4 separate regions of the Homo sapiens genome follow, and regions 1, 3 and 4 are each linked to region 2. Evidence: read pairs that join two places in POLR2A ChIA-PET (ENCODE). Cell type or tissue: GM12878. All regions are shown on one strand. Region 1 overlaps DMKN (dermokine). Region 2 overlaps CD22 (CD22 molecule). Region 3 has its middle 14 kb from the start of FFAR2. Region 4 has its middle 13 kb from the start of LINC01531.

What was found. Peaks named below come from ENCODE experiments on the same cell type or tissue, not always from the same donor. Only the 100,000 strongest peaks of a DNase experiment are listed, where the experiment ranks them.
Region 1: POLR2A ChIA-PET joins it to region 2 with 12 read pairs; 2 of 35 experiments call an interaction of 5 or more read pairs at or near these places.
Region 3: POLR2A ChIA-PET joins it to region 2 with 14 read pairs; 8 of 35 experiments call an interaction of 5 or more read pairs at or near these places.
Region 4: POLR2A ChIA-PET joins it to region 2 with 11 read pairs; 4 of 35 experiments call an interaction of 5 or more read pairs at or near these places.

What each region holds. Positions count from the first base shown.
Region 1 is chr19:35,508,316-35,510,815 of GRCh38, reverse strand. It overlaps DMKN (dermokine), which reads left to right. Exons shown (of 16, transcript NM_033317.5): 6 at 564-632; 7 at 855-905. Among named protein-coding and RNA genes, the nearest start is that of DMKN, 4.1 kb to the left of the region's middle. RefSeq lists an enhancer at 328-637. In GM12878, a CTCF peak has its summit at 267 (motif pointing left); DNase peaks (open chromatin) are centred at 333 and 1,384; H3K4me3 peaks cover 1,634 bases; H3K27ac peaks cover 1,316 bases.
Region 2 is chr19:35,331,980-35,334,479 of GRCh38, reverse strand. It overlaps CD22 (CD22 molecule), which reads right to left. Exons shown (of 14, transcript NM_001771.4): 2 at 2,406-2,461; 3 at 1,556-1,933. The coding sequence starts at 2,439. Among named protein-coding and RNA genes, the nearest start is that of CD22, 4.0 kb to the right of the region's middle. RefSeq lists a silencer at 966-1,175. In GM12878, a CTCF peak has its summit at 1,457; no DNase peak of the experiment used is centred here; H3K4me3 peaks cover 2,385 bases; H3K27ac peaks cover 2,500 bases.
Region 3 is chr19:35,461,468-35,463,967 of GRCh38, reverse strand. No RefSeq gene overlaps it. Among named protein-coding and RNA genes, the nearest start is that of FFAR2, 14 kb to the right of the region's middle. In GM12878, a CTCF peak has its summit at 1,084; a DNase peak (open chromatin) is centred at 1,197; H3K4me3 peaks cover 391 bases; H3K27ac peaks cover 2,124 bases.
Region 4 is chr19:35,417,049-35,419,548 of GRCh38, reverse strand. No RefSeq gene overlaps it. Among named protein-coding and RNA genes, the nearest start is that of LINC01531, 13 kb to the right of the region's middle. In GM12878, no CTCF peak of the experiment used is centred here; a DNase peak (open chromatin) is centred at 1,288; H3K27ac peaks cover 2,301 bases.

The DNA.
Region 1 (2,500 bases), 180 kb before region 2:
TGACGGCCTCTCCCATCCCGTGTCTTGGAGTCGAGCTGGAGAGGGAGCCACATCTGGCTTCCTCGGGGGTCGGGAAAAGTGTCAGACAGGAGGAGGTGCGTGGACACAATAAGCCGAATAACCTGAGCTGCTCTCATGCGCCGCTCCCCGTATGATCCTCCTCTCCCCCATCTAGGGCAGTTCTGGGAATGGTGACCAAGGCAGCTACGGCCGCTCCCAGGTGAGGGCTCTAGGGTCCCTTCCACTTGCTGCCCCCTGGTGGCAGGATCGCGGCTACTGCGCGGCCGGGCTCCAGGGGTTCCCACCCCCGGCCTGCGGTGGGCAGCAGCTCAGGTTCTCCAAATCATTGCGTAGTTCCGAATACCCTCGGCCACACCTGGCCTTCTCCATGCTCGGAATAACTTCCTGCAGCGACCAACAGGCTAAAGAGGGGGAAGGTCTGGAGGTTGGAAAGAGGACTGGAATCTGATTGGGGTTCCAACAAATCTGTAACACCGCTGGGAACGACTGGGTCCCCTTTAGGTCCTTTAGGACAGCGTTTGAAATCTTGCTTTCCCCTGCAGGGATCCAGCACCGGCTCCTCCTCCGGCAACCACGGTGGGAGCGGCGGAGGAAATGGACATAAACCCGGGGTGAGTGGCTGGCGTGAATCTCCCACCAACCGCGGGAAGGAAAAGGAGAGCAGCTGGTTTCACTCGCAGGATCGGGGAGCCAAGGCTCCGCGGAGATGGGGCTGGATGGCCGCGGAGGTGGAGCGGAAGCGGCTCGCCCCAGGGTTAAAATGCTGCCATTTTGGGGCTGGGACTGGTCTGGGAGGGGACTGAGGGAAAGTCTCCCCTTTCTCTCCCCGGCAGTGTGAAAAGCCAGGGAATGAAGCCCGCGGGAGCGGGGAATCTGGGATTCAGGTGAGAGCCAAAGTCTCTTAAGTCTCCTGGGGACTGCAGTTCCTGCCCAGGACTGTGCCCACTCCTCCTAACTCAACTCTGCTCAACCCCCTCCTGCCTTGTCTGCAGGGAACTGACTATTTCGGCAGAAGAAACCAAATGCACTCCTAAAAATGCTAACGATTTCCAAAGTACTAATTAATTGCAAATCTTGCTGTGATATACCTCACCTTATACCACAGATGGGGCTGGGAGAAATTCCATGTAAACCGGTCCTTTTAGAAGCACAATTGTCTTAAATGTCCTCTATCCAGCCGGGGAACAGACTGTGGTGAACTCTGGGGGATTCAGAGTGCTTTGGAAAAACATTCCCCCCAGTTATGCTGGAAATGTGGGCTTTATGTCAGCACCTGTGGTGCTGAGAGTTAGTGTCACGGAGATCTTGTGAAAGTGCAGGTTGCTCTAACAGGGCTGGGTGGGGCTGAGCCTGTTAGCCGCGTTGCTAACAAGCTCCTGGGTGAGGCGTTGGTGGGAAAGGACCCACGTGGCCAGGGGCAAGGCCAGACCGGAGGTGCTGGGGCTGAGTAGAGACATCTCTTTTTAGATAATCTATGAGGGATACTAACCTTTTATGGGAACAAACTGGTTTTTTTAAAAAAAAATTTCTTCCCATTTGTAACCCTCTTTCTAGTTTGTGTTTTTTTCCTTTTTGAGATGGAGTCCCGCTCTGTTACCCAGGCTGGAGGGCAGTGGTGCGATCTGAGCTCACTGGAAACTCCACCTCCTGGGTTCAAGCGATTCTCTTACCTCAGCCTCCCGAGTAGCTGGGATTACAGACGCCAGCCACCACCTCTGGCTAATTTTTTTTTGTATTTTTAGTAGAGATGGGGTTTCACCATGTTGGCCAGGCTGGTCTCAAACTCCTGATCTCAGGTGATCTGTCCGCCTCTGCCTCTCAAAGTGCTGGGATTACAGGCATGAGCTACTGCACTCGGACTTTTCTAGTTTTTTAATATACCTCAGTTTTAAGTATATAAGTAGTCAAAAAGCAGCCATCTTTTCCTCTATGGTTTTTGCTCTTGGTGTACCGCTTTAAGGTAATTTTCTTCTAGCACTATGCATACTCCTGCAATTTCACTTTTTCAGTTTAACTGGGATGCATCTGGACTTTGTTTTCCTATATGCTGTCTAGTCCCACCCCTCCATCTAACCAGACTTACCCTACGCTTTGTATCCGAGCTGTGTCCTCCTTTATGAGGGGAAAACTGGTTAAAAACAGAGAGGAGGAAATTGATGAGCTAGAACTAAAATTTTCCCCCAAAATACTTCACTGATATTCCCATTCCCATGTATTCAATCACTTCAACCACTGATTTAAAATGCCTCTTGTAAATACCTTAGTATTTTGGGGAGTTTCTGGGAATTCTGTCGGACAGGACTGCTTTATTTATGGTAGCTTTAGAGTATGTTACTATCTACCTCTTATCTTCACTTACCATTTATCTTTTCCAGTGTTTTCTTACCTATTCTTAAACTTTCATTCTCCTAAAAAAATGTCAGTGTTTGGACCAGTTCCAAAAGAGAGTGCCATTAGGATTCTTAGAGGAATCATATTA
Region 2 (2,500 bases):
AAAGCCACCCCTACATGTGCAGTGCTATAACTGAACCTATGTTATAAAAATTATAAGATGTTCGTTTTACTTCTTTTCTTTTCTCTTTGTCCTTTCCTTCCTCCATGCATGATTAGTTACATTTGGTCATTTCAGTAGCAGGTAACCATTAATTCACTCATAATTGTTTAACTTACATCCTGACTCCCTGGCAGCTGCCTGCAAGATAAATGAACTTGTCTCTCTTTCAAAGAACAATGATCCTTAGGTCACACAGACCTCCTTGATGACATCCAGAAATTTGATGAGCCGAGGGGCACAACAGCTTTGACGATCGGGAGGTCACCTCCTGCACACCTACTTTACTCATAAAAGCCCCCACTAACGCTCAAAGTCAGGTCAGATTTGAGAGTTTCTCTCTTCTGTCCCCTTGCTTTGGCTAAATTAAATAATCCTATCTCAGCTTCTAAGCACTGAGGTGTCAGTGTTTGGCTGACTACGCATCGGGAGCTCAAACCTGGCCTTTGGGGTTCAACAACAGTGTCATCTGACCTTGAAGAGCTCATGAGAACTTGCCATGAACATTAACATGCTGGGAGATTTCACTGGAAAATCTAGATTTCCATCGTCTCTTGAAAAATCAGAAGATCAGGCCGGGTGCGGTGACTCATGCCTGTAATCCTAATGCTTTGAGAGGTTGAAGCAGGAGGATTGCTTGAGGCCAGGAGTTCAAGACCAGCCTGGCAACATAGCAAGACCCATTTCTACAACAAATTAAAAAGTTAGCTGGGCATGGTGGCATGCACCTGTGATCCTAGCTACTTTGGAGGTGGGAGGATTGCTTGAACCCGGGAGATCAAGGCTGCAGTGAGCTGAGATCGCGCCACTGCACTCCAGCCTGGGTGATGACAGTGCGAGACCCTGTCTCATAAAAAGGGAAAGGAAGGGGAAGGGGAAAAGAAGAGGAAAAAAAGTAAAACAAACATTTTATGATTTTTATAACACAGGCTCAGTTATGGCACTGCACATGTAGGGGTGGATTTGACCCATCAAACACAGGTCTGGGGCCTCTGCCCTAGGGAGTGTGGTTACTCCGTTCCACACCCAGTTTCCTCTATAGGGAGCTCTGAGCAGCCCTAAGTTTGGGGTGAGCGATGCAGCTTCAGACCCCAATGTCTGAAGGGGGCGGTCCAGCCTGGGGGAGAGCTGAGGCTGGTTACATGCAGACCCACCCCACTAAAGGAATGCGGTGCTTGGATGGTTCCAGTACTAAGGCCAAACACGAGTTTGTCACAAAAGCTGAAAAATACATGGTGAGAAAGAAAGAGGGAAAGATCAGGAGATCCGATAACTTTGGAATCCAGGTCCCAGAGGGGCAGGAACTGAGGGTCAGATGGGACATCCGAGGTCCCGCAGCTCTGTCTAGTGCTGCTGCATCGCCATCGTCATCCGCTGGCGTCCCCTGCCTGAGCTCTGCAGGAAGCTCGGTTTGTGAGCTCTGTGCCAGGAGTCAGGTATTTCCTGCCTCCCACTCACCCCTGCCCAGAGCAGAGGACCCGCTCCCCGAAGGCCTTACCAGAGACATTGAGGTGTATTCGTTCCATCCATTTCTCAGTCTTGGACTCCATCCTCAGCCCCAGCTGACCACTGTCATTGAGGTGCACCGGGTGGATACTCAGTGTGCAGTTCTTATTCTTGTCTCCCAGGAATTGCACCCTTTTCTGCTCAGAAGGAACCTTCCCATCCTTTGTGCTTTCATAGAGTCTTGTCCCATCAAACTTCGAGGTGTTCTTGTTATACTCAGGATTGTGGAACAGGATGAAGCTTTCCAGGTCACCATCTAGGGCTCTGTAGGTGCAGGGGATCCAGACGCAGGCCCCCTCCCAGGCGTAGAGGGTTTCAGGGTGCTCAAAAACCCATTTACTTGAGTCAGAGAAAGCCAAGTATTCTAGAACTCACCACAGTGATCAGAAAGCATTACTAAGGGGGCATGAGAGCCTTCTTTTAAAAGTTATTTTTTATTTTAAAATTTGTTTAATTTTTTATTCTTTTTAGAGATAGGGGTCTTGCTATGTTGTCCAAGCTGGCCTTGAACTCCTGACCTCAAGTGATCCTCCCACCTCAGCCTCACAAAGTGCTGAGATTTCAGGCATGAGCCACTGCACCCAGCAGAGAGCTTTCTAAAGACTAAAGAATTCCCTCTGAAGATAGTGGGAGAAATACAGAGATACACAAAGACAGCAGGATGCAATGAGAGAAGTGTATGTATATATGGGAAACATATATATTTGTATGTACATTTATCTATACACACCGCTGCCCCCACCCTACCCTATGTTGACGCCTCTCTGCCTGGGTCTTTCCTCCTCCTCCAGTGCCCACTGACATCCCAGAACCCCAGTACTAGCCCAGGCCACAGTCCTTACCCAGGAGCAGGAGCCAGGGGCCGAGGAGATGCATGGTGTCGTGTCTGGGTGCAAGCCTGAGCAGGGGAGAGTTTGTCTTTGAGCCATCTGGCCGC
Region 3 (2,500 bases), 130 kb before region 2:
GGAGTTCAAGACCAACATGGTGAAACCCCGTCTCTACTAAAAATACAAGAAAAATTAGCTGGGCATGAAGGCACGCACCTGTAATCCCAGCTACTCGGGAAGCTGAGGCAACAGAATTGCTTGAACCCAGGAGGCAGAGGTTGCAGTGAGCCAAGATCAAACCACTGCACTCCAGCCTGGGCAACAGAGCGAGACTCCATCTAAAAGAAAAAAAAAAGAGCTTCAAGCATGAGCTATACACCTGGCATAAACCACCACCCAGGCAGACTGGAACAGGTCAGAAAGTTCCAAGACACATTTCTTCAGGGAGATGAAATCTGTATCCTCCTAAAACCCCTGAAGTTCTTGAGAGGAGACAAGAACATTGACAAAGAGTTTGGGGTTGAATTCGTGGTAAACATGTAGACTAAACACATGAAAAAATAAGGTGATTATTAATTCCAGGGGTTTTGGGAGGAAAGTTGTGCAGGATAAAAAAGGAACTGGCTGGGCGCGGTGGCTCACACCTGTAATCCCAGCACTTTGGGAGGCCGAGGCAGGCGGATCACCAGGTCAGAAGATCGAGACCATCCTGGCTAACACAGTGAAACTCAGTCTCTACTAAAAATAAAAATTATTCAGGCTAGGTGGCGGGCACCTGTAATCCCAGCTACTCGGGAGGCTTAGGCAGGGAGAATTGCTTGAACCTGGGAGGTGGAAGTTGCAGTGAGCTGAGATCGTGCCACTGCACTCCAGCCTGGGTGACAGAGTGAGATTCTGTCTCAAGAAAAAAAAAAAAAGGAGCTGTTATTTACTACAGAGCTCCAATGTCATTAACATCGATGTAGTCACGATTATGCAAACACTGAATATTTTCTAACATAGTGACAATGGGAGCAGATCGGGAAGACAGGGCGGGAAGGGTGTTGTACATATTGGGAAAAGAATAAGAGCATAATCTTCATCTGCCACAGAATAATTTAACAGATGAAACCTTATATTGAGAAATGAAGAAATACAGTAAAATAAGCAAGCCCCTTAAAGGCATGGAGGGATAAATATTTTGCTGACAAGAGGTAGCAGCAGCTGCCTCCAGGAAGCGGTAAGTGACTGTGGTGGAGAGAGAGGGGAAGGAAGTTGTTTTTCACAGTCAACCATTTGATGCATTAAGGGATGTGCAAGTCTAACGGATAAAAATAACAAGTAGACAAAAATAGATGCTATCAGCTAATGATACACCCAGCGAAGTCAGCAACTAGGTATTATGTGAATGTGTCAAAAGGGAAGCCACTTAGGAGTGGTGGAGGGGGAAGTCCTTTGAGGAAATAAAATTTGAGTCACAGGCAGCCTCAAAGAGGGGAAATTCAGCTGGATGAGTACCTGGGGAACGAGGGCTCCACGAAAAGGGAACCACAAGGAGAAGGAGCTTAGTGAGCTGTCGGTAACAAAAAAGGAAGAGTGAAGGGAGCTGGAGGAGGGCTTGGAGGAAGGGAGTAGGGATGAGCTGGGTTGGGTGAGAGCCAAGTGCTAGATGCATCAGGGGCCTTGCTGGCTTTGGGGAAGGCATGGGATTTTACTCTGAGGATCATGAGAAGTATCTGGAGGCCTTCGAGCAGAAGAATGGAATTACAGTTTTAAAACATTTCCATGGTTAAACATGTATTTGGCATCTCCAGTGCGAGACACTTTTCTAAGTGCTTTGGAGGTACAATATGAAATTCGTTTCATCCTCATAATAACATGATGATGTAGGTGCTGTTAGCCCTATTTTTTTCTTCTTTTATTTCTTACTTATATATTTTTTGGGTCAGGGTCTCACTCTGTCATTCAGGCTGGAGTACAGTGGCTCACTGCAGCCTCCACCTCCTGGGTTCCAACAGTCCTCCCTCCTCAGCCTCCCAAGTAGCTGGGACTACAGGTGTGTGCCACCATGCCTGGCTAATTTATTTTATTTAATAATTTCATTTTTTTCTTTTTCTTTTTTAAAATCAACTATATTTATTTATTTATTTATTTATTTATTTATTTATTTATTTATTTATTTATTTAGAGATGGGGTCTTACTCTGTTGCCCAGGCTGGTCTCAAACACCTGGTCTCAAGTGATCCTTCTACCTTGGCCTCCCAAGGTGTTAGGATTACAGGTGTGAGCCACTGCACCTGGCCTTTTTTTTTTTTTAAATCTTGTGAGAGGCCAGGCTCAGTGGCTCACGCCTGTAATCCCAGCACTTTGGGAGGCTGAGGCGGGTGGATCACTTGAGGTCAGGAATTCAAGACCAACCTGGCCAACATGGTGAAAGCCCGTCTCTACTAAAAATACAAAAATTAGCTGGGAGTGGTGGCGCATGCCTGTAATCCCAGCTACTTAGGAGGGCGAGGCACAAGAATTGCTTGAACCGGGGAGACGGAGGTTGCAGTGAGCTGAGATGATGCCACTCTACTCCAGCCTGGGCGACAGAGCGAGACTCCGTCTCAAAGAAAAAAAAAAAATTCTCGTGAGAAAACGAAAGCGCAGCAAGGTT
Region 4 (2,500 bases), 85 kb before region 2:
GGCCTCCCAAAGTACTGGGATTACAGGTGTGAGCCACTGTGCCCGGCCCTGGAAATGCCCCTATTCTTTATTATTATATTCTTTATCTTTTATTACTATTAACAAATTACCTAAAAAACATTTGCATTCATTGCTTCCAGGTAACAAAAAACCTTGCTTCAGCTAATTGTGCAAAAATGAGAATTTATTAGCTATGAAATTGAAGAGTTGAAAGTGGCTTCAGGAATGGTGAGATCCATATGCCGAAATGAAACTTTCAGCCACCTGTCTCCATGACTCAGCTCTGCTTCTCTATGCTGGCTTTGCTCTCAGGCAAATTCCTCCTGCGTGGTGGCGGGAAGCTCCAGGATTACCTTCTACCTTCCTAACCACCCTGTGGAAAGAGAAAGCTGCTTTCTGAATTAGTCTAGAAGAGTCTAGAAAAGATTGACTCTAGATGGACTGAGATTGCCAAGTCTGGGTTGCATGCCCTGCAGTGATAATGGGGCCAACCTCCCCTTCTCCCCCTGTCCCCCTCCCCACATCCCACAGACCAAGAGTAGAGGGGGAGTGGTTAACTAGAGGAAAATTGGGATGCTGCTACCAGAAGAAGGAGGGATGAATTCTAGGCAGGCAGCGCCCAGGTACCACTCATAGTAGGTCACTACACAGAGTGTGAGGACTGTCATATCACAGACGAGTTGAATGCCAGGGCATTGCTCCACTCTGAAGAGAAATCCAGGGAGAATAAGTAATGAGGGGAGCAGATCTGGATCCCAGTCCCACTGTTGGCAATTCCCAGCTCTGTGACTTTGAGAAAATGATATAGCATTCTGTGCTCAGGGCAATTCTCTGCTCTGTAGAGGATACCTGATTCTGCTTGGTGCCTTCCCATTTCAACCTCTGTCATCCCTCCACCAATTTCTCTTCTAGTTTTTGTTCAGTTTTCTTGATCTTTTGCTATTCTGGTTTCCCTCCCGCACTGGAAATGAAGGTGAGAAAACCTTGTTCCCCAGCAAGGTGAACCTGCAGTCACCTGGGTCTCTCATCCTTTTCCTTTCCCAGGTGAGAGCTTAGGGTGTCATCTCCCAGGACGTGCTGGGAGTATTTTAGGTATCTAGCTTCCTCCTGTTTCTAAGCAGGCAGCTCTTGGTGATCAGCCTTAAGTGGACTTTTACCAACTTGTTGAATAAGGTGCATAGATACAGCCACCTCTGCCATTTCGGGATCCCCCAGGAACCAAGAACTTTTACACTTGAGCTTGCTATGTGTCAGGAAGAGGAAGGTCAAGAGTTGAGCTGTTTCTCAGGCCGCTTAGCCCTCTGTGTTTCCCCTGAAAGTCTGTTCCCACAAATCTCATTGATCCTTTCTAGATCTCAAGCCCTGATTATTCTTTCAGACTTTGTTCTGCTTTCATAATTCATTCAGGCATTCTGTTTCATTTCCTCTCTTGGTGGATTATTCCAAAGGAGCTTGTCCACTGCCAGTTTCTCCTATGCTTCCATCCCTGCCTCTGGCTACTCTCCTTGTTTGGTCAGTTTTCCCTATTCAGGGTCAAAGTGGAATAGGTTATTTTTGTTTGCTTGTTTCTTGAGACAGGGTCTCACCCTCTTGCTCAGGCTGGAGTGCAGCGGCACAATCATGGCTCACTGTAGCCTTGACCTCCTGGCCTTAAGCAATCCTCACACCCCAGCCTCCCAAAGGGCTGGGATTACAGGCGTGAGCCCCTGTGCCTAGCTGGAATTGGTTATTTTTTTTAGCTCAGCCTCACAAAACCTCCCTAGAATCCCCGGACACATGAGCACCTAAGAAAGTGGGGCCACTTATTAAAATGTCCGCAGAGGGCCAGGGCTCCTCACACAGCCCATCATTCTCTGCAGGCAGGAGCTCTGATTCTGTCTCACACTCTGGCCTCATGTCTTGGTGTCCCATCCCCTACCTCTGCACTATTCCTGGCTTCTTTTCACTTGTGCTTTCCTTAAACCACATAGACCTAAGTGGCTCTAGTTCCCTCGGAAGCCATTTGACACAGACACATGAGCACAAGACAGACAGACCACGCTCCATCTCTCTGCAGGAACCATGTCTTATCTTGGCCCATGTCACATGACCCAGAGCCAACAGAGGCTTCATTCTCATCCCCATGAACCAGGGAGCTTGGCCACCACCCCACATCCTCCCTCAAGATCCCAGCATCTTATTTTCCCCTTCCCTCTATCTCCAATCTGCACTCTCCTCCAAGACCAAGATTTCCTAGCCTTCCATTCACTGTTTCTCTCCTGCATGCATGTGCTTTCTCTTTATATGGTGGGATTGGGGGAGATACTCCTCTGTGCTGAATGTAATTGCATCATTTAAACTTCAGCTTTGTTGGAAGCTGAACAAATGTTTCTTATGATTAGGCATAATAGAAGCCTGTCAGTAACAACATGAACCTCTGATCAATTAAGCAGCTGACCAATTGTTGCCACCTCCTCGTGCTCTTGTTACCCAATAAATAAGGGGGCTGCCTTTGCTCACT